2 separate regions of the Homo sapiens genome follow, and region 1 is linked to region 2. A link is a loop called in an ENCODE intact Hi-C map of the cell type or tissue named here. Cell type or tissue: psoas muscle. All regions are shown on one strand. Each heading gives the region's core, and the rest is flanking DNA. Links, peaks and the distances in the headings are about the cores only.

Evidence for each region. A loop is a pair of places that touch in the nucleus more often than their neighbours do. Peaks named below come from ENCODE experiments on the same cell type or tissue, not always from the same donor. Only the 100,000 strongest peaks of a DNase experiment are listed, where the experiment ranks them.
Region 1: it touches region 2 in a loop (6-fold over the local background); 2 of 110 quality-filtered maps call a loop at or near these places.

The regions. Positions count from the first base shown.
Region 1 is chr2:1,523,973-1,531,972 of GRCh38, forward strand. All of the region lies in intron 15 of TPO (thyroid peroxidase), which reads left to right. The region is part of intron 6 of LALTOP (lung cancer associated lncRNA targeting TOP2A); the gene reads right to left. Among named protein-coding and RNA genes, the nearest start is that of LALTOP, 97 kb to the right of the region's middle. In psoas muscle, for the core only: no CTCF peak of the experiment used is centred there; no DNase peak of the experiment used is centred there.
Region 2 is chr2:1,583,799-1,599,165 of GRCh38, forward strand. All of the region lies in intron 4 of LALTOP (lung cancer associated lncRNA targeting TOP2A), which reads right to left. LOC124907722 (a long non-coding RNA gene) reads left to right here and starts at 7,088. Exons shown (of 2, transcript XR_007086187.1): 1 at 7,088-7,604; 2 at 7,802-9,534. RefSeq lists enhancers at 7,397-7,916, 7,917-8,436, 8,437-8,954, 10,784-11,426, 11,427-12,068 and 1 more. In psoas muscle, for the core only: a CTCF peak has its summit at 8,315 (motif pointing right); DNase peaks (open chromatin) are centred at 7,043, 7,313, 8,303, 10,133 and 1 weaker place; H3K27me3 peaks cover 2,577 bases.

The DNA of each region.
Region 1 (8,000 bases), core at 1-8,000, 63 kb before region 2:
TTCCCCAAATCCCCCCTACTCTCTGCAAACTCACCAAATCCCCCCCACTCTGTGCAACCTTCCCAAATCCCCCCCATTGTGGGCAACAACACCAAATCCTGCCACTGTGTGCAACCTCACCAAATTCCCCCCACTCCGTGCAACCTCCCCAAATACCCCCAACTCTGTGCAACCTCCCAAAATCCCCCAAACTGTGTGCAACCTCCTCAAATCCCCATCCTGTGTGCAACCTCCTCAAATCCACCCCACTGTGTGCAACCTCCTCAAATCCCCCCACTGTGTGCAACCTCCTCAAATCTCCTCACAGTGAGCAACCTCCTCAAATCCCCACACTGTGTGCAACCACCCCAAATCCCCCTACTGTAAGCAACCTCCCCAAATCCCTCCACTCTGTTCAACCTCCCCAAATCCCCCCCACTCTGTGCAACCTCCAACTTTCCCTCCCATTGTGTGCAACCCCCCCAAATCCCCCCACTGTGTGCAACCCCCCAAATCCCACCCACTGTGTGCAACCTCCTCAAATCCTCCCACTGTGTGCAGCCTCCCCAAATCCCACCCACTGTGTGCAACCTCAGGTCCCCCACTGTGTGCAACCCCCCCAATCCCCCTACTGTGTGTAACCTCCTCAAATCCGCTCACTGTGTGCAACCTCCTCAAATCCCCCTACTGCCTGCAACCTCCTCAAATCCCCCCACTGTGGGCAACCTCCCCAAATCCCCCCACTGTGTGCAAACTCCCCACATTCCCCCCAGTGTGTGCAACCTTTACAACTCTACTCACTGTGAGCAACCTCCCCAAATCGCCCCACTATGAGCAGCCTCCTCAAATCCCCCAACTGTGTGCCACTTCCCCAAATCCCCACATTCTGAGCAACCTCCCCAAATCCCCCCACTGTGATGTAACCTCCTCAAATTGCCCGCACTGTACAACCTCCTCAAATCTCCCCCGCTGTGTGCAACCTCCTCAAATCCCGACTCTGTGCAACCTCCCCAAATCCCCCCAGTGTGTGCAACCTCCCCAAATCCACCCAACTCTGAGCAACCTCGCCAAATCCCCCAACTCTGTGCAACCTCCCCCTATCCCTCCCACTGTGTGCAACCCCCCCAAATCCCCCTACTGTGTGCAACCTGCTCAAATCCCCAAACTGTGTGCAACCTCCCCAAATCACCCTCACTGTGTGCAACCTCCTCAAGTCCCCCACTGTGTGCAATCCGCCCAAGTCCCCCCACTGTGCAACCTGCTCAAATCCCCTCACTGTGTGCAACCTCCCCAAATCCCTCACACTGGGTGCAACCTCCTCAAATCCCCTACTCTGTGGAACCTCCTCAAATCCCCCCCACTGTGTGCCTCCTCAAATCCCCTCACTATGTGCAACTCCACCAAATCTCCCCCACTGTGAGCAAAACCACAAATCCCCCCAATGTGTGCAACTTCCTCAAATCCCCCCACTGTGTGCAACCTCCCCAAAACCCCCCACTGTTTGCAACACCCCCAAATTTCCCCCACTGTGAGCAAACCCCCAAAACCCCCACTGGGTACAACCTCCTCAAATCCCCCCACTGTGTGTAACCTCCCAAAATCCCCCCACTGTGTGCAAACCCCCCAAATCTCCCTATGACCAAAACCACAAATCCCCCCACTGTGTGCAACCTCCTCAAATCCCCCCAATGTGTGCAAGCCCCAAAATCCCACCCACTATGTGCAACCTCCCCCAAATCCCCCCGACTCTGTGCAAACTCCCCAAATCACCCCCACTCTGCAAACTCCCCAAATCTCACCCCACTGTGGGCAACCACACTAAATCCCGCCACTGTGTGCAACCTCACCAAATTTCCCCGTGTGCAACCTACCCAAATGCCCCCCACTCTGTGCAACCTCCCAAAATCCCCCACAATGTGTGCAAACTCCTCAAATCCCAATACTGTGTGCAACCTCCTCAAATCCCCCCACTGTGCGCAACCTCCTCATATCCCCCGACTGTTTACAACCTTCCCAAATCTCCCCACTGTGAGCAACCTCCCCAAATCCCCCACTGTGTGCAACCTCCCCAAATCCGCCCACTGTGTGCAACCTCCCCAAATCCCCCCACTGTGCGCAACCTCCCCAAATCCTCCCACTGTGCGCAACCTCCCCAAATCCCCCCGACTCTGTGCAACCTCCCCCATCCCTCCATGTGCAAACCTCCAAATCCCCCCACTGTGTGCAACCTCCTCAAATCCCCCCACTGTGTGCAACCTCCTCAAATCCCCCCGATGTGTGCAACACCCCCAAGTCCCCCCCACTGTGAGCAACCACCCCAGTCCCCCCACAGTGTGCAAACACCCCACATCTCCCCCACTGTGAGCAAAACCACAAATCCCCCCAGTGTGTGCAACCTCAATTCCCCCCACTGTGTGCAACCCCCCAAATGCCCCCCAATGTGAGCAACCCCCCCAAATCAACATGCTGTGTGAAACCTCAAATCCCCCAACTGTGTGCAACCTCCCCAAATCCCCTCCACTGTGTGCAACCTCAAGTCCGCCACTGTGTGCAACCCCCGCAAATCCTCCCAGTGTTCGCAACCTCCTCAAATCCTCTCACTGTGTGCAACCTTCTCAAATCCCACGCCACTGTGAGCAACCTCCACAAATCCCCCCAACTCTGTGCAACCTCCCCAAATCTCCCCAGTGTGTGCAACTTCCCTAAATCCCCCAAACTGTGTTCATCCTCCCCAAATCCCCCCCCCACTGTATGCAACCTCCCCAAATCCCACCTAATGTGTGCAACATCCTCAAATCCCCACCACTCTGTGCAACCTCCCCAAATCCCCCCCAATCTATGCAACCTCCCCAAATCCCCCCCAATCTATGCAACCTCCCCAAATCCTCCCCACTCTGTGCAACCTCCCCAAATCCCCTGCTTTGTGGGCAATGTCACAAAATCCCCCGGTGTGTGCAACCTCCCCAAATCCCCTCCACTCTGTGCAACCTCCACAAATCCCCCACACTCTGTGCAACCTACTCAAATCCCCACACTGTGTGCAACCTCCTCAAATCCCCCCCACTGTGTGCAACCTCCTCAAATCCCCCCACTGTGAGCAACCTCCTCAAATCCCCTCACTGTGTGCCACCTCCCCAAATCCCCCCACTTTCTGCAACCTCCGCAAATACCCCCACTGTGTGCAACCTCCTCAAATCCCCCCACTCTGTGCAACCTCCCCTATCCCTCCCACTGTGTGCAACCGCCCCAAATCCCCCAACTATATGCAACCTACTCAAATCCCCCCACTGTGTGCAACCTCCCCAAAACCCCCACTGTGAGCAACCTCCCCAAATCCCCTCACTGTGTAACCTCCCCAAATCCCCTCACTGTGTAACCTCCCAAAATACCCCCCGTGAGCAACCTCCCCAAATCCCCGCACTGTGTGCAACCACCCCAAATCCCCCCCACTGTGTGCAACCTCCTCAAATCCTCCGCCACTGTGAGCAACCTCCTCAAATACCCCACTGTGTGCAACCTCCTCAAATCCCCCCATCTGTGTGCGACCTCCCCAAATCCTCCCAGTGTGTGCAACTTCCCTAAATCCCTCCAACTGTGTTCAGCTTCCCCAAATACCAACTGTGTGCAACCTCCTCACATCCCCACCACTCTGTGCAACCTCTCCAAGTCACCCCTACTCTCTGCAGACTCCCCAAATCCCCCCCCAATCTGTGCAACCTCCCCAAATCCCACCCAATTGTGGGCAACCACACAAAATCCCGCCACTGTGTGCAACCTCACCAAATTTCTCCCACTCTGGGCAACCTCCCCAAATCCCCCCCACTCTGTGCAACCTCCCAAAATCCCACACACTGTATGCAACCTCCTCAAATCCCCATACTGTGTGCAACCTCCTCAAATCCCCCCCACTGTGTTCAACCTCCTCAAATCCCCCCACTGCGTGCAACCTCCTCAAATCCCCCCAATGTGAGCAACCTCCTCAAATCCCCCCACTGCGTGCAACCTCCTCAAATACCCCACTGCGTGCAACCTCCTCAAATCCCCCCAATGTGAGGAACCTCCTCAAATCCTCCCACTATGTGCAACCTCCTCAAATCTCCCCACTGTGTGCAACCCCCCCAGATCTCCCCCACTGTGAGCAAAAGCACAAATCCCCCACTGTGTGCAACATTCCTCAAATCCCCGCACTGTGTGCAACCCAACCAAATCTCACCCACTGTGAGCAAACCCCCACATCCCCCCACTGTGTGCAACCTCCTCCAATCCCCCCACTGTGTGAAACCTCCCCAAATCCCCCCAATGTAGGCAACCCCCCAAATCTCCCCCACAGTGAGCAAAAACACAAATTCCCCCACTGTGTGCAACCTCCACAAATCCTCCCAAGTCTGCAACCCCCCAAGTCCCCCCATTGTGAGCAACCACCCCAAATCCCGCCACTGTGTGCAACCTCCTCAAATCACCCGGTGTGCAACCTGCTCAAATCCCCCCACTGTGTGCAACCTCCTCAAATCTCTCAACTGTGTGCAACCTCCTCAAATCCCCCCTTCTGTGCAATTTCCCCAAATTCCAACTGTGTACAACCTCCTCAAATCCCTCCCACTCTTTGCAAACTCCCCAAATCGCCCCACTCTGTGCAACCGCCCCAAATCTACCCCAGTCTGTGAAACCTCCCCAAATCCCCCCCACTGTGTGCAACCTCACCACATCCACCACTGTGTGCAACCTCCCCAAATCCCCCCTACCTTGTGCAACCTCCCCAAATCCCACCCACTCTGTGCAACCTCCCCAAATCCCCCACACTGTGTGCAGCCTCCTCAAATCCCCCCACTGTGTGCAACCTCCTCCAATCCCCCCACTGTGAGCAACCTCCCCAAATCCTCCTACTGTGTGCAACCTCCTCAAATCCCCCACTGTGTGCAACCTCCCCAAATCCTCTCCACTGTGTGCAACCTCCTCACGTCCCCCACTGTGTGCAACCCCCACAAATCCTCCCAGTGTGCGCATCCTCCTAAAATCCCCCCACTGTGAGTAACCTCCTAAAATCCCCCCACTGTGAGTAACCTCCTCAAATCCCAACTCTGTGCAACCTCCCCAAATCTCCCCAGTGTGTGCAACTTCCCTAAATCCCCCCAACTGTGTTTAACCTCTCCAAATCCCCCCACTGTGTGCAACCTCCCCGAATCCCCCCACTGTGTGCAACCTCCCTGAATCCCCCCACTGTGTGCAGCCTCTCCAAATCCCCCCCACTCTGTGCAACCTCCTCAAATCCCCCCCACTGTGTGCAACCGTGCTAAATCCCCCCACTCTGTGCAACCTCCTCAAATCCCCCCACTGTGTGCAACCTCCCCAAATCCCCCCACTGTGTGCAACGTCCCCAAATTCCCCCACTGTGTGCAACCTCCCCAAATCCCCCCACTATGTGCAACGTCCCCAAATCCCCCCACTGTCTGCAACATCCCCAAATGCCCCCACTGTGAGCAACCTTCCCAAATCCCCCCACTGTGTGCAATCTCCCCATATCCCCCCACTGTGAGCAACCTCCCCAAATCCCACTTGTTGCAACCTCCCCAAATCCCCCCACTGTGAGCAATCTCCCCAAATGCCCCACCGTGTGCAACCTCCTCAAATCCCCCACCACTCAGAGCAACCTTCTCAAATCCCCCCAATGTGAGCAACCTCCTCAAATCCCCGTACTGTGTGCAACCTCCTATCACCCCCACTGTGTGCAACCTCCTCAAATCCCCCCACTGCGTGCAACCTCCTCAAATCCCCCCACTGTGAGCAATCTCCTCAAATCCCCCCACTGTGTGCAACCTCCTCTAATCCCCCCACTGTGAGCAACCTCCCCAAATCCCTCCCATTGTGTGCAGCCTCCCCAAATCCCCCCGACGCTGTGCAACCTCCCAAAATTGCCCCCACTGTGTGCAACCTCCTCAAATCCCTCCCACTCTGTGCAAACTCCCCAAACCCCCCCCTTGCAGCCTCCCCATATCCCCCCAACTCTGTGCAACCTCCCGAAAACACCCCTCACTGTGTGCAACCTCGCCCAATCACGACACTGTGTGCAACCTCCCCAAATCACCCCCACTCTCTGCAACCTCCCCAAGTCTCCCACACTCTGTGCAACCTCCTCAAATCCCCCCACTGTTTGCAACCTCCCAAAATCTCCCTATGCGCAACCTCGCAAAATCTCCCCCACTATGTGCAACCTCCTCAAATCCCCCCACTGTGTCCAACCTCCCCAAATCCCTCCCACTGTGTGCAACCTCCTCTAGTCCCCCACTGTGTGCACCCCCCAAAAATCCCCCCACTGTGTGCAACCTCCTCAAATCCCCCGCCAGTGTGAGCAACCTCCTAAAATCCCCACACTGTGAGAAACCTCCTCAAATCCCCCCAAGTGTGTGCAACGTCCCCAAATATCCCCAGTGTGTGCAACTTCCCTAAATCCCCTAAACTGTATTCAACCTCTCCAAATCCCCACCACTGTGTGCAACCTCCCGAAATCCCATCAACTGTGTGCAACATCCTCAAATCCCCCTCACTCTGTGCAACCTCCCCAAATCTCCCCCACTCTGTGCAACCCCCCCAAATCCCCCCCATTGTGGGCAACGTCACAAAATCCCACGATGTGTGCAACCTCCCCAAATCCCCCACACTCTGTGCAACCTCCCCAACTCCCCGACTCTCTGCAACCTCCCCAAATCCCCCACACTGTGTGCAACCTTCTCAAATCCCCCTACTGTGTGCAACCTCCTCAAATCCCCCCCACTGTGTGCAACCTCCTCAAATCCCCCCCACTGTGTGCAACCTCCTCAAATCCCCCCATGGGGGGCAACGTCCTCAAATCCCCCGACTGTGTGCAACCTCCTGAAATCCCTTCACTGCGTGCAACCTCCCCAAATACCCCCACTGTGTGCAACCTCCGCAAATCCCCCCACTGTGTGCAACCTCCCCAAATCCCCCCCACTCTGTGCGACCTCCCCAAATCCCCCCACTATGTGCGACCTCCTCAAATCCCCCCAGTATGTGCAACCTCCTCAAATCCCTCCACTCTGTGCAACCTCACCCTATCTTTCCCACTGTGTGCAACCCCCCCAAATACCCCCACTATGTGCAACCTCCTCAAATCCCCCCACTGTGTGCAACCTCCCCAAATCCCCCCACTGTGTGCAACCTCCCCAAAACCCCCCACTGTGTGCAACCTCCCCAAATCCCCCCCACTGTGAGCAACCTCCCCAAATCCCCACACTGTCTGCAACCACCCCAAATCGCCCCCACTGTGTGCAACCGCCTCATATTCCCCCCACTGTGTGGACCCTTCTCAAATCCCCCCTAATGTCAGCAACTTCCCTAAATCCCCCAACTGTGTTCAACCTCCCCAAATCCCTCCCACTGTGTGCAGCCTCCCCAAATCCTCCCGACTCTGTGCAACCTCCCAAAATTGCCCCCACTGTGTTCAACCTCCCCAAATCCCTCCCACTGTGAGCAACCTCCCCAAATCCCTCCCACTGTGTGCAGCCTCCCCAAATCCTCCCGACTCTGTGCAACCTCCCAAAATTGCCCCCACTGTGTGCAACCTCCTCAAATCCCTCCCACTCTGTGCAAACTCCCCAAACCCCCACACTCTGTGCAACCGCCCCATATCCCCCCCACTCTGTGCAACCTCCCCAAAACACCCCTCAATGTGTGCAACCTCGCCCAATCACGACACTGTGTGCAATCTCCCCAAATCCCGCCCACTCTTTGCAACCTCGCCAAATCCCCCCCACTCTCTGCAACCTCCCCAAATCACCCCCACTCTCTGTAACCTCCCCAAATCACCCCCACTCTCTGCAACCTCCCCAAATCACCCCCACTCTCTGCAACCTCCCCAAATCACCCCCACTCTCTGCAACCTCCCCAAATCCCTCACACTGTGTGCAACCTCCTCAAATCACCCTACTGTGTGCAACCTCCTCAAATCACCCCCACTGTGTGCAACCTCCTCAAATCCCCCCACTGCGAGCAACCTCCTCAAATCT
Region 2 (15,367 bases), core at 3,513-11,512:
CACTTTGAAGTATGCTTTCGATCATGGATACACAGCCTTAATACATTTTTATTTATATCTCACCTTTCTTCCAAAAAAGATTAGAGGTATCCCATCTGTATGAATCTATGAACAAACAGAATCCACAATGGGCAGAAAATGTGTGAGCCAACTTCAGAAAACATTTAAAACTTCAAAAGAAAGTGTGTTGGTCCCAGATTAGAGGGGCGTGACTCGCTGCGCTCACAGGCTCCCCTCTGCTGCACAGGGTTGCGCTCCAGGGGCAGCTAGGAAGGACCCCATCATTCATGGCACAGCAGTCAGGGTCTCAAGGATAACGACGTGCCAAGTCCCACTCCTGCGCCCTGGCTCCACCCTGGGCGTCCCCTGCTTCCCTCCTTCCTGCCCTGCGGGCTCCATACCAGCTGCTCCCTGAGAACTCACCCAGGCCTGCTGGGTTGGTGTCCTGGTCCTGACCAGGCCCCGGGCTGAGTGCACAGAAGGTCTGGGAGACACTGGGTCCCCTGGGGAGGGAGTGAGGCTTCCTTCTTCCAAGTCGGGCTGGATTCTCCGGGACCCCCGCTCCCTCTCTGTCCCCGACAGCGCACTCTGACCCACCGCGGGCGCTGCCCTGCTGAGCTCTCACGGGAGTCCCAGCCCCCGGGTCTCAGCCAGCACTACCCGCTGGCCAGGTTCCTTCACCACTTGCCCGCCGGATCCCCCAGGACCATGAGCAGAGGTCAAACGTGGATGTCATAGACCCTCCTGAAGGTGTAGAATTAGTGGGTGAGAGCAGAGAACCCGAGCCTGGTCACTCCTCCCAGGACAAGCGTGAGGCCCACCCTGAGCCCCATGCAGGGGTCTCCCAGGACCCCCGGGGTCCAAGCCTGAGTGCCTTGCCTCCTCTCCCAATATTTCCTGTGGAAAATCTCCCCCCACTTTCAGGACAATTCCTGTCTCCTTGCCTGAGGGGTGGTCTCACTCTAGAGGTTATTCCCTCCCCCAACAGCACCAAGAGGAGCAGTCGCAGAGCCACCCAGCTGAGCCCTGCCCACCCCAGACTGTGCCTTCCGAGCATGCCCGGCTGCGCAAATGGAGATAGGCCCCTCGCTCCGTCTCTCTCTGTCCTGCCTTCCTCCTGCCTGTTGCTGTCTTCTGTACTGGCCGTTAAAAAACACTACACAACCCGTTCCCGGGCCCAGCAACAGTTCCCTGAGATCATCTGCTCCAAATTTTCTTAAGGAATGGGAGCATTTTCCTAAAACCAGCCTGGTCTGTAAACACCTCCCTGGCCGGAATAGAGGCTTCTGTATTCCCAGCTTCCGAGCCTTCACGGGGCCTGTGCTAGAGAACTACCCCCTTTTCCATCCATCAGAGCTCAGCATAGGCGCCAGAAAGGCTTCAAAAGCAGGTCAACTTTAAAAACCTGAGCCGCTGTCTACCATAATTTGTACTTATTTATTTGGTTGCTCGGGTGCTGACCTCTGCCGGCTGCAAGTGTGCCTGTCTCATTCACCTCTGAATCAGCAGCACCTCAGACCCCATCTGACTCAGCGCCTTGGGGGCACCTCTTCCCACCCCGGGACCCTGGGCATAGCCTCCTCTTGGCCTCCTCACCCTCTGGTCCAGGCTTTGGTGCAGAATGCCTAGGGATGCCCCAGGAGTGATTTTTGGCCTCAGATTGACTCTTTTTTTGCCAGGCTAAACCTAGGTTATATTTTTTGCCGCCAAGTTTTAATCTCACAGCCCAGTGAATATATATATATATTTTCAAATTTGATTTTCCAAATGTCCCGGGAGCACATGCCCTGTTTCCTAATGAATCTCCGGGGTTCTTCAGAGTAAACAACAAAACATAGCATTCCTGCTTTGGGACTCCAGCCCTCCACCCTGGGGAGCACGTGTCTCCTTGACCATGGTCATCTCCTACTAGACCGGAGTTGAGGAAGGAGCCGGGAGTCCCAGGCCGATGGAGCCGAGCCCAACCGAGCCCCAAGGAGAGACCGTGGGGGCTGCCTGAGAGCTTCAGCCCAGAGCAGTGGCAGACAGGAGAGGACGGCCACTCTTGAGGGGCGTGGGCGGCCATCGGCAGGCTGAGGGGGTGGGCGGCTGCGGGTTGAGGGGTTGGGTGCCTGTCTTCAGGCTGCTCCTCTACGCAGGCCCGAGCCTGTGATCAAGGAGTCACCCAGAGCCCAGTTATGTCTACGGGAGCTCTTCTCAGAGAAATGGGCACCGACACCTCTAAGATGGTCCCTGGAAGCCCATGAGCCAGAGCCGTGTTCCAGATTTAAACGTGTCCGTGTGTCCTATGGGGAAAGCGCAGGTCATCCAAGGAATGGAAGTAATGGAAAGATATTTTTGAAACAATATTTTTTTAAATGTTCAAATAGTTACTGCCACCATGGAAGGAACAGAAATCCTCCAGAGCAGTGAGCTCCACATCACAGGGGCATTCAAGCCCGTCCTCCCAGGAGGATGCATATCCCACGGCTGCTCAACCAGAAGACAGCTTGTCACACCTCATCCTCCCAACTGGACAGCTTGTCACATCTCATCTCCCCGGGTTCCACTGTGTGCTCCATGGCAAAGCTCTGCCCCTTGGGCTTGGGGTCTGGGGGAAGATCCCTGGACACCTGGAGGTGCAGGTAACCACGGGGAGGTGTGCAACTGTGTCTCCCCAGCCCTTCAGATGAAGAGGGAGCTGCCAACTCTCCATGCGTCAGTGCAGAGTCCGCCGAGCTACATGCAAAGGTTCAACACAGGGCTGATCCACACAGGCTGATTCTCACCCGTGCCTGAGTCCTCCTGCCTTGGTGACCCCTTAGGTGAGTTAAGAGCACTTCTCGGGAAGTAATCATCTTGGACCTCAGCAGCTGCACAGAGATTTGGGTGAAGGCCATCCCTTTCTGGCCCCAGGTCCCCTGCATAATGCACTGACTCAGCCTCACCTGTCCCTAGGACGAGCCTGGCTGTCCCGGGGAGGTGAAGAGCCCCACCCCCTGCAAATGTGGAGGCCGGGCACAGCGCAGGTGTTTATTAGAGAACCTTTCTGCCTCCTGGTCTGCAATCAAGGAGATTCCTCAGCTCATTAGCTTCACGGACAAGTTCCGGAAGAGGAAGACCAGGCCCCCCAAGCTATCAAGGTGCCCGGGATGACACCCAGCTCCTCCCCCACCCCCTTACTCCCTGGGCGCTTCAGTCCATCTGGCTGTGCCCTCGCTGCGGCCCCGGCTCCTGGCCTCTCCTGGCTGCCACTTCTCCCTGGAAAGCTGAGACCTCAGGACTGGGAGTAGAAAACAAGGAGAAGGAATGTGGAGGTGGAACTTGGCAGAGGGCGAGGCCGGCCCTCCCTGTGGTCATCTCTGCCCAGCAGGCTGCCCTCCCCACCCAGATTCCTATCCAGGCCAGCATCCCCACCCCTGGCCCCACCCACAGGGCCCTCCCTGGAACCTGCACAGTGGAGACCGGGGGAGACCAGGTGGGGAGACCAGGTGGGGAGACCAGGTGGGGAGACCGGGTGGGGAGACACACCGGAACAGGGACACCCCGTCCCCAGGGAATCCTGGAGCTACACCCTGAAGGTGCAGCTTTTATCCTAATGGGCTGGGCTCCCACACAGATGTGGAGGCAGCACTGCCTGCAGAAGCCCTTGTCAGTGGCCATGGAGAGCCTGTCCCTCTGTCCTCCCGCCCTGTCCCTGTCCCCACCCTGTCCCTCTGTCCTCCTGCCCTATCCCTCTCTCTCTTCCCTGTCCCTCTGTCTCCACTCTGTCCCCACCCAGTCCCTCTGTCCCTCTGTCCCCGCCCTGTCCCTCTGTCCCTACCCTGTCCCTCTGTCCGAACACTGTCCCTCTCTCCTCCTGCCCTGTCCCTCTGTCCCTGTCCCTCTCTCCCTGCTGTCCCTCTGTCCGCACCCTGTCCCTGTCCCCATCCTGTCCCTCTGTCCCCACCCAGTCCCTCTGTCCCCCAGTCCCTCTGTCCCTCTGTCCCCGCCCTGTCCCTCTGTCCCTACCCTGTCCCTCTGTCCGAACACTGTCCCTATCTCCTCCTGCCCTGTCCCTCTGTCCCTGTCCCTCTCTCCCCGCTCTGTCCCTCTGTCCCTGCTCTGTCCCTCTGTCCTCACCCTGTCCCTGTCCCCATCCTGTCCCTCTGTCCCCACCCAGTCCCTCTGTCCCCCAGTCCCTCTGTCCCTGTCCCCGCCCTGTCCCTCTGTCCCCACCCTGTCCCTCTGTCCCATCCCTGTCCCTCTGTCCCCACCCTGTCCCTCTGTCCGTGTCCCTGCCCTGTCCCTCTGTTCCCACTCTGTCCGTCTATCCCTGCCCTGTCCCTCTGTCCCCGCCCTGTCCCTCTGTCCATCTCCACTCTGTCCCTCTGTCCCTCTCTCCCCCATCCCTCTGTCCCTCTGTCTCTCTGTCCCCCGTCCCTCTGTCCCTCTGTCCCTGCCAGTCTATGCCCTGTGCTCATGGATTTCCCTCACAGGAACTTTCATTTTCACACAATGAACAAGCGAATGCAGCTCTGGGTGAGGGCAGGGCCCCACCTCTCAAAAGGACGACTCAGTCCTTCCAAAGCCTTCCATGGCCCCCGCCGGATCCTCAGCCTGGAACCCTGGGTCAACAGTGCTCCCCAAAGCTCTCCAAGAGGGGCTGCCACCCCAGGGCATGGACAACACCACCCATTCCCCCCACTCAGGTCTCCACCGGCCGGAAGCCACCCTGGGCTCCACTTGGCTCCTGGACGTGAGAGCTGGGCAGGGCCTTGAAGACACTCAGTCTGTTGCCCTGTCCCCCACACCCATGTCCCCCACACCCGTGTCCCCACACCCGTGTCCCCACACCCGTGTCCCCTACCCACACCTATGTCCCCACACCCATGTCCCCGACACCCATGTCCCCCATACCCGTGTCCCCACACCCGTGTCCCCTACCCACATCCATGTCCCCACACCCATGTCCCCGACACCCATGTCCCCACACCCATGTCCCCGACACCTCCAGCTCCAGCCTTGCTCAGCACCATGGGCTGCACTGTGGCCTCCGGTCCCCTCGGAGCTCGACTGTACTTGGCGACGGCCCATGAGAGGAGGGCGCACAGAGGGCATAGAGGGGTCCACATGAGGACACAGGGGAGGGCCCTGCCCTGCCCGCAGCCCACAGCCCACAGAGAGGCCCAGGAGGACCCCGCTCTGCCGGCCCCTAGTCCTGGACTTCCCGCCTTCAGAACTGAGAGGAAGTAAATTCCTGTGGTTCAATCCAAAGCCTGTGGTGTTTTGTCATGGCTGCTCCAGTAGATTAATACACATATCACATGAGATGTTACTATCAGGGGCCACAAGGCCAAGGCTGGACCCTTTATGACAAGGAGGCTGGGGGTGTGGAGGAAGAAGCAGGGTCTGACGGTAGGTGGCAGAGCCGGGTCATACCACGAATCCCCCACCAGGGCCCCAGGCCTGCGCAGACCTGGGCAGAGCTGCTCGCTCCTTCCTTGGCTGAACGGAGCCTCTGCCTGCAACCTGTGTGTGCGGATGCATTGGCCTCCAGCCCCGGGCAGCGGCATGTCCGTGGTGGAGCAGACAGACCATGCAGGGCCCAGGAGCAGGCGCCCAGTGGGTCCCATTTAGACACCCAGTGTGACTGTAACTGCTGGGTCTATGCTGATGTAAACTGCAAATCTCAGAAGAGTCCTGCAGGAGGGGCACAGACCACAGACATCATGAGAACAGACAGCAGCCTGGCTCAGAGGAGACAGCTCAAAAGCCCAGGGTCCGGAGAAGGCCAGGAAGTGCCAAGCGCCTTCCCAGGGGAGGGGCCCAGGCAATAAGGGGCTGTCCTTCTGGCCGCAGCTTCAAGTTGAACCAGCCCCGAAACTATATAAAAGACAATTGAACCAGGGTGCCCAAACCCATGTCAACCTGAAAACACAAACCTACTGAAGTCTATCCAGCAGGGACCCTTTGGTGAAGAGTCAACCTAATGATGCCTCTCTCAGGGGTGGGAGTGAAAGGTGCTGCGGTCTCTGCCTTCAAAGACCCTCTGTCCTGCACCTGCGAGGCCCCTGCACAGAGCAGCTGAGAGGTCCCCGCTGCTCCGGCCACTGGCAAAGCTTCTGATGCCCCTTCACTGCCCCCAGATTTGCTGTTTAAAAAACCACCAACAGCAAATATGGTGAAAAAATCGCAATCCCTAGTGTCAAGTCTGACTGCCTGTGTGCAGAGAATTCTGAGGCTGTATTGGAGTCTTGAGTGAAAAACCCACAGAGGCAGATGAGAAATCTACTTTGACTCTAACAAAGGTTAACTGAGAATTTGCCACGTTCCAGACACTGTGTGAAGTGCCAGAGATCTAGGGGGGAACAATTCAAACTCTCTCTTCTGAGAGCATAAATTTCAGACAGAAATCCAGACAAAAACAATTTGTGGCCATTTTCTTTTTTCTTACTAATAAGACCTGTGTTTGCTATTTCCCAGGCAGCAATTTGCACATCTGAAAACTTGTCTTTCTCAGTCCGTGTTGCAGACAGGAATAGCCCATGTCATACTCTGGCAAGAGAGAGGTAGGTGGAAGCTTTGTGGAGGGATTGCTATAGACTGTCTTAAAAGGGGGACAAACCCAACCAACAGGCACCACTTTGCTCTTGGACCTTGTCTCTTCCTGCTGCCTGAAACGAATAAACAATGGCAGGAGCTCCAGCAGCCTCCATGAGGACATGAGCACAGGGCCCAGTGCAGCAGAAACATGGGGCTGCCAAACCAGCCTGACACTCCCACCCCCAGATTTATGAGTGAAAAATGTATTTTTATAAAAGTGACTGTTCCTGGGGTTTCTATTGTAATAATCCACTGTTCTTTGGGAAATCAGCAGCTGAACTCAATCACTAGTGCAACACAAGTAAACAAATAAATCCGGCAGATGATTCTGCTTGGCCTAAATGCTGCAAAGGAAATGACCAGGACACAAAGCACAGAAGCAGGAGGAAGGCAGCTTGGACCGGAAGGTCTGCAGGAGGAAGGACTGCCAAGCAGGGCTGTGCAGATGGTGAGGGCCCAGCCGCAGATAGGCTCTCCAGGCAGAGGTCTTGGCAGACCCAGAGGTTCTGAATCCCATCCAGCCACGTGCCACCTGAGAAAGCTGCGTAGACTAGACGGCACCTCATGCATGGCAGGGAAGTCAACAGAGTTGGAGTGGGAGAAGCCCACAAGGCAGGGGCTTGTAGATCCGAGAAAAGATTGCAGATTTTATTCTTTAAGCAGTAAGAAGTCACTGGGGGGCGCTGAGAGAAAATGAGCTAGCCCAGGGGCTGCCCCCTGAATTCTGCCTGTTGTGTTGGCCGGGATACCTGCCAGGCCTACGGATGCGGGAGGTGCTGCTGTATCTCTGCCCTCCCTGCACTGGGAGCAGGCGCTCCCTCTTTAGTTACAATGACAAATAACAGATCCGGGCATGTCCAGTGTCCCCTGGGGGCACGATGCCTCCAGCTGAGGACCACTGCAGAATGTCTTCTGTAAAGAGAGGAAAGTCAGAGAAATGGCAGAGTGGAGGAGGGGACACCGGGCAGCCGGGCAGAGAATGCGGGGAGAAATGCAGATGTTCAAGAGGCATCTTGGAGAAAATCCTGCGGAATTGACTGGTATGTTACATTCTGTGGTTATGAAGGGGACAAGCCTAAAGGCACCTTGCAGGCAGGCCTGTGTTCCAGCCACACTCCACGGCCAGGCGGGGCCTGCCTTGTGGGTGCTGGACTGTGAATGGGTCACATGTGTCATTTCCGGCCAGGTTAGGCCAGCTGGGCCGGTTGCCCACTGTGCACCTCTCTGGCCTTTGCAGGAGGAAGCCCAGCCGGCAGGACTCAGCTCCACGCCGGGGATGGAGCCCAGGTCCTGGCAAACGTGGAGGAGCGTTGTCCCTGCGAGCGCCCAGCCTGAACAGAAGGGAACGAGGGGGGAGCAAGCCCGCGGTGCGTGATGCTGGTCATTTATTTGCCGCAGCTGCCAGCACACGTCCGCTAACCTGACGAACACGGATCCTGACCTCTAACTTCACACACGCACCCAGGCTGAAATGGAAGCACCAGCCGGGGCAGGTGGAGGGGCTGGAGGAGAATCCAGAGGTTCCTCGCAGGTGCGTGGTGGTGACCCACTCCTCGGGTTTTCACAGGGAGACGTCAGGTAGCGGCTGGGCCTGAGGCTCGGGGGCCGGGTCTGGGCTGCAGTGAGGCTCGGCCATCTCCGGCTTTGCTGCGCCAACAAGAGCATTGCCTGCTGCTATCCCACGCGTCCTCATCCCAAATCCCAGATGAGGGCGCTGTGGCCTTGGCCACCCCCAACACGGCGCCTGGGCTCGCATCTGGGTGGTGGTTTTTCCTGCTGCACCACCAGGGTGCCTTGGCGCTGGGACTACAGGATGCACAGAGGACCGCGCGTGGTGGAAGAGAAGCCAGCCTGGCCCGTTTGTGCGAGCGCGGCCCCTAAGCCCGCAGGCTGCCCTGCTGGGAGGGGAGAGTGGGAAGCGGCCTCCGGGTTGGTTCCCAGTGGTCCCAGCTGGGGGCAGAAATTCCATCTGTCTCACAACAGATGAGTATTCTCAAGTGTGGGAAAGCAACACAGACCAGAAACTTATCAGGGGGAGGAAAACTCCCCCTGATAAGATGCAAAGGAGCCTAGAAAAAAAAAATTGGCCCAAAGAGCAAGCACTGCTGGTTCAGGATAATTTCAGGATAAACTGCCCCAGCTATTGGCAGATGTTAAGAAACACTTCCAAGAACTCGAGGGCAAGACACACCAGCCTCCTAACAGAAACAGCACCCCTACCCCACCACACGCTGGAAGGTTCCAGAAGACCTTGGCAGGACCAAAGACGTCAGTCAAGGTGATGGATAGCTCAGGTCGCCAATATTTCCCATCAAAAGTAGCACTTAGTAATAATTCCACACTCATGGGGAATACTTTGGGCAAAACTGGAGAAAAGGCTTTTGAGTTTCCTAACACTCACTATTGCTCACGAAATAGACATCACATTAAATGCAGTAAAAGAGCAAAAAAAAAAAAAATGGCTGGGCGTGGTGGTTCATGCCTGTAATGCCAGCACTTTGGGAGGCCAAGGCAGGCAAATCACGAGGTCAGGAGTTCGAGACCAGCCTGACCAGCATGGTGAAACCCCGTCTCTACTAAAAATACCAAAACAAACAAACAAACAAAAATTAGCTGGGCGTGGTGGCAGGCACCTGTAGTCCCAGCTACTCAGGAGGCTGAGGCAGGAGAATCACTTGAACCAAGGAGATGGAGGTTGCAGTGAGCCAAGATCACACCACTGCACTCCAGCCTAGGCGACAGAGCAAGACTCCGTCTCAAAAAAAAAAAAAAAAAAGCAAAAAATTAAAATGGTGGAGGGCAAAATAATTTAAAAAGTGAACAAACCTAAATGACTAGTTAGTTATTCTAACAGTAGGCAAACGTCATACTGTTATTACACCTTTCCTGTAAAGAAGCTATGCTCCATTGTGGTAAAAACAAAAAAAATGTGCCTGTGGTTTATAAACACAATAAACCTTAAAATGCAAAGCGGTGCCTTGGCCTTCACGTCAGTATCCCTCAAAGTGTCTGACTCCCCAGGTGATGGTTCCAGGAGCTGGGGGCCTTTGGGAGGTGATGAGGTCATGGTGTGGAGCCCATGGGTGGATCTGTGCCCTTCTAAGAGACCCCAGAGAGACCCTCACCCCTTCCCCCAGGAGAGGTCTGTGAAATAAGAAGCAGTCCTCACGAGACACCAAACCCACTGGGCCTTGGTCTTGGACTTCAGCCCCCAGAGCAGAGAGACGAGTGTCTGCAGCTTGTAAGCCCCATCTGCTGTGGTTGTCACAGCTGCCGAGTGACCAAGGCAGGTGACAGAGGAAGCTGGATTCGCTGCACATCTGCTCCGTCCAGGCCTCTCACGATGCCTACAGCATCCCTGTCCTCTGGGAAGAGCCCTTGCTGTGAGGAAGAGCCCTGACACTCCAGCATGTGCTTTGCATAAAAGCTGCTGTCATCTTACAGACTCCACAAGTGACCAGCCCAGCCGCAGGCACTGACTCAGGCCGCCAGGTTGCTGCCCCTCCCTGGGGCTGTGAGCAGGCATCTGGCCACAGAGAATCCTGGACTTGCTGCCAAGAGCCAGATGTCGCCTGCTGGGACCCGCCAGGAGTCCTGTTCCCAGCCGAGCAGAGGGGCCTGGCGGAGAGGCCCAAGCCAATGGCGGGGAGAAGCAGAGACGAGGCCTGGGCCCCACTCCCATCTCTGTTCCTTTGAACTGAGGTTTTGTCACTGACAATAAGGGTTCTGACTCACACATCTGCTTAAGTTGTGGTTCGGGCACTTAACGTTTCATCTGAAGTTTCCTGAACGTCAGCCAAAGGCCATCAGCTCGGCATCTAGAGCCTTTCAGGTCCGTAGGAATCCACAGATACAAGTTGTAGAGAAAGGAGGTCCAAAGAGATAAAGTGTCAAACGACATCATAGTAAATGGCCTCAAACAAAAACCTCCAAAGACTGTTTTCCCACCACAGCACACCGACTCATAATGAACAAGGAGAGAGGGAATTTTGCTGAGCTTGGTGCTTCAGGAACGCCTAGAAAAGGAAGAGGCTTCTACCGCTGGTGCTTGAACCGAGGGGCAGCTCCTGCAGACAGGCCCTGAGGGCTGGCTGCCACGGAAACAACAACCGGGCTGAGCTGAGACCTGAGACACGAGGTCCCCTTGCTCCACGAGCACCTGGGGACCCGCCCCTGCACACCCCAGTGCTCCTGGGCTGGAAGCCGCATCTCTCCAACCTCTGCCTTCGTCTTTTATTCTCATCCTCAAACGAGGCCTTCTGGCCCGCCTCCCTCCCACGGCCACCCCAGCCCCTTCTCATTCTGCTCTTCGCGAAGCCGCCAGAAGGTCCTTTAAACTGTGAGCGCTTCAGCACAGTGGGATCCTCCCAGGCCTGTGACACAGCACCCGGTACGCGCAGCACACAGGCCCAGCCTCAGGCCCTGCACCAGGCTCTGCTGCCCCCTGGTCTCCCACCCCGCAGGCTAGCGTCCACTTCTCTCCAAGACCTCAGCTCAGCAGACATTTCACCCTCCAGGAAGCTTCCAGAGCATCCCTTGCTGAGAGCTTACTGCCCTCTTCTCCTGGACACGCTGGGCAGCCCATCCCTGCACCTGAGCCTACTCTGTGATCAGGACGGACATTTTCATTTGCCCCACTGACCAGGGCAGACTTGTGGGTGGGGACAGTGGCTCTTGTCCGTGTGTCCACAGGGCTGCACACAGCAGGCAGGAGGCTGGCAGTGTTCCCGGAGGGGGGGCCCGTGAGGGAGGAAGCCCCCCGGGGTTCTGTGCAGGGCCCAGAGATGGAGCGCACAGCAGCATTGAGCTGCAGCCTCCTACCAAACGACTCACGTAAATACAGGCACACGACACAGAGCACAAACACGTGCACGCATAGGCACATGCATGGGCCATGGACATGCACACACAGAAAGCACAGATACATGCAAACAGATCAGACACAAACATACAAACACACCACAGATTCGCACAGTTCACACATACACATGCAAACACACACACCACAGATGCGAGCACACAGATCGGACACACACACGCAAACACACACACCACAGATGCACGCACACAGATCAGACACACGCAAACACACCACAGATGCGAGCACACAGATCAGACACACACACGCACACACCACAGATGCGAGGACACAGATCACACATACACATGCAAACACACACACCACAGATGCAAGCACACAGATAAGACACACACACGCAAACACACACAACATAGATGCGAGCACACAGATCAGACACACACAAGCAAACACACCACAGATGCACGCACACAGATCAGACGCACACACGCAAAAACACACACCACAGACGTGAGCACACAGATCAGACACACACACGCAAACACACACACCAGACGCACGCACACAGATCAGACACACACACGCAAACACACACAACACAGATGCACGCACACAGATCAGACACACGCAAACACACACCACAGATGAACACACACAAATCAGACACACACATGCAAACACACACACCACAGAGGAGAGCACACAGATGAGACACACACATGCAAACACACACAACAGAGAAGCAGACACACAGATCAGACACACCACAGATGCGCGCACACAGATCACACACATGCAAACACACACACCACAGATGCACGCACACAGATCACACACAGTCACACACACCACAGATGCACACACACAGATATGACACAGACACGCACACACCACAGATGCACGCACACAGATCACACACACGCACACACCACAGATGCACACACACAGATCAGACACACGCACAAACACAAACACACAGCACAGATGCATGCACACAGATCAGACACACGCAAACACACACACCACAGATGCACACACAGATCACACACACATGCAAACAGCACAAATGCACACACACAGATCAGACACACACAAGCAAACACACACACCACAGATGCGAGCACACAGATCAGACACACACAAGCAAACACACACACCACAGATGCGAGCACACAGATCACACATACACACGCAAACACACACACCACAGATGCACACAGATCAGACACAGACATGCAGACACACCATAGATGCGAGCACACGGATCAGACACACACATGCAAACACACACACCACAGATGCAGACACACAGATCAGACACACACGCAAACACACACACCACAGATACCAGCACGCAGATCAGACACACTCATGCAAACACACACACCACAGATGCACAGATCAGACACACACGCAAACACACACACTGCAGATGCACACACACAGATCAGACACACACGCAAACACACACACCACAGATACATGCACACAGATCAGACACACACACCACAGATGCACACACACAGATCAGACACACACATGCAAACACACACACCACAGATGCACACACACACGCAGATCACACACACCCAAACACACACACCACAGATGCACACACACAGATCAGACACACACACACACACCACAGATGCACACACACTCACATGCAAACACACACACCACAGATGCACTCACACAGATCAGACACACACACACAAACACACACACCACAGATGCACACACACAGATCAGGCACACACACGCAAACACACACACCACAGATGCACGCACACAGATCAGACACACGCACACACACCACAGATGCACGCACACAGATCAGACACACACGCACACACACCACAGATGCAAGCACACAGATCAGACACATGCAAACACACACACCACAGATGCACGCGCACAGATCAGACACACTCATGCAAACACACACACCACAGATGCACACGCACAGATCAGACACACTCATGGAAACACACACACCACAGATGCACACACACAGATCAGACACACACACGCAAACACACACACCACTGATGCACACACACAGATCAGACATACGCAAACACACACACCACAGATGCACACACACAGATCAGACATACGCAAACACACACACCAGATACACACGCACAGATCAGACACACACACACCACTGATGCACACGCACAGATCAGACACACACACACCACAGATGCACACACACAGATCAGACACACATGCAAACACACACACCACAGATGCACACACACAGATCACACCCACATGCAAACAGCACAGATGCGCACACACAGATCAGACACACACATGCAAGCACACACAGATCAGACACACACGCAAACACACACACCACAGATGCGAGCACACAGATCACACATACACACGCAAACACACACACCACAGATGCACACACACAGATCAGACACACACGCAAACACACACACCACAGATGCACACACACAGATCAGACACACGCCACAGATGCACGCACACAGATCAGACACACGCATGCAAACACACACACCACAGATGCACACACACAGATCACACACATGCAAACACACCACAAATGCACGCACACAGATCAGACACACACACGCAAACACACACACCACAGATGCACGCACACAGATCAGACACACACATGCAAACACACACACCACAGATGCACACACACAGATCAGACACACACGCAAACACACACACCACAGATGCACACACACAGAGATCACACATGCACACACATGCATACACATTCACACACATAGAAATCACAGACACACACACATGCAGAGATCATATGCGTACAGTGAGATCATACACACACAGATCACACACACATACACATGCACACACAATCATACACACGCAGGTGCACATGCAGACACACAGCCTCCTGCCTTTCAATCTTCCTTTTTGTGACGACTTGCAGCTCTAAGAGTTGGGGAAGTGAAGAGATGCCTGCAGGACGGCGTGCAGAGGGGAAGGAGGGTGCTGCCCCTGCGCTGGGACACAGCAAGCTGGTGGCAACCACTGCCCCAGGAGTGGGAGGAGGTCCCTGTGGGGTCAGGGCTGAGGAGCTGGACACCATCCGTGCCTTTGGTGACGACTGCAGACACAGCTGTCCCAGGAAAGTGGGAAATAGGCAATGCGGAAAACAGGCCTTGCTGACTCCTAGCCAACGAGGGAGGTGCCAGGCAGCTGATGGGCACAGAGCACCCTCGAGTCTCTCACGTCCCAAACCGGGCTGGGCCCCAGGGCAGGGCACCCACAGCAGAAGCTGAGCACGCGGAGGCTGCACCAGGCACCGGATCATATGCATACACAGAGATCATACACACAAAGAGATCACAGACACACACATGCAGGCACCGGCTGCGTGGCCCTGCACACCCTCTGGGCTCCCCACTCTCGGCGGCATCTTTGGTGTCAAAGCTTCCCCTGAGTCTCAGAACCTCCAGGTGTTCCCTGGCCTGGCCCTGGGAGATCCCGTGATGCCTCCTCTGGTCCCCACTCCTCAGGGCTTGTAGGCAGCATTGGAGAGTCTGTATCTGAGCAGGTCTATGCTGTCAAGCTCCATCAGAACAAACATGGATTTGCAGGCAGAAGCCCAGCTGTCAGCCTCGCTCGGTGAACTTAGAAAAGTCATTGAGCAAAGGGAACCTCAGAATCTCCTGAAAATGAGGATTGTCCTCAAAGTTGTTGACGAAAATCAGATCCGAGCTCACTAAGCCCATCAAATTCGTTTCACCGGCTCATAAAGTTAGGAGAAGGTCATCTGGGGAGTAGACGCGCCTTCCCAGGGCTGGCTGTGTCCCTCCGAGATGGAGCCTGGCACCTGGCTCCAGGCTCACTTTCCTAACTATGTAAAGAAATGGTCTCATCTCACCAGAGGGCACCAGGGCCCCTTCCGGATTTGGGAAGGGGGCTTGGGAACTGCCTTCTCTGCCTCAGTAGGTGGTGAATCTG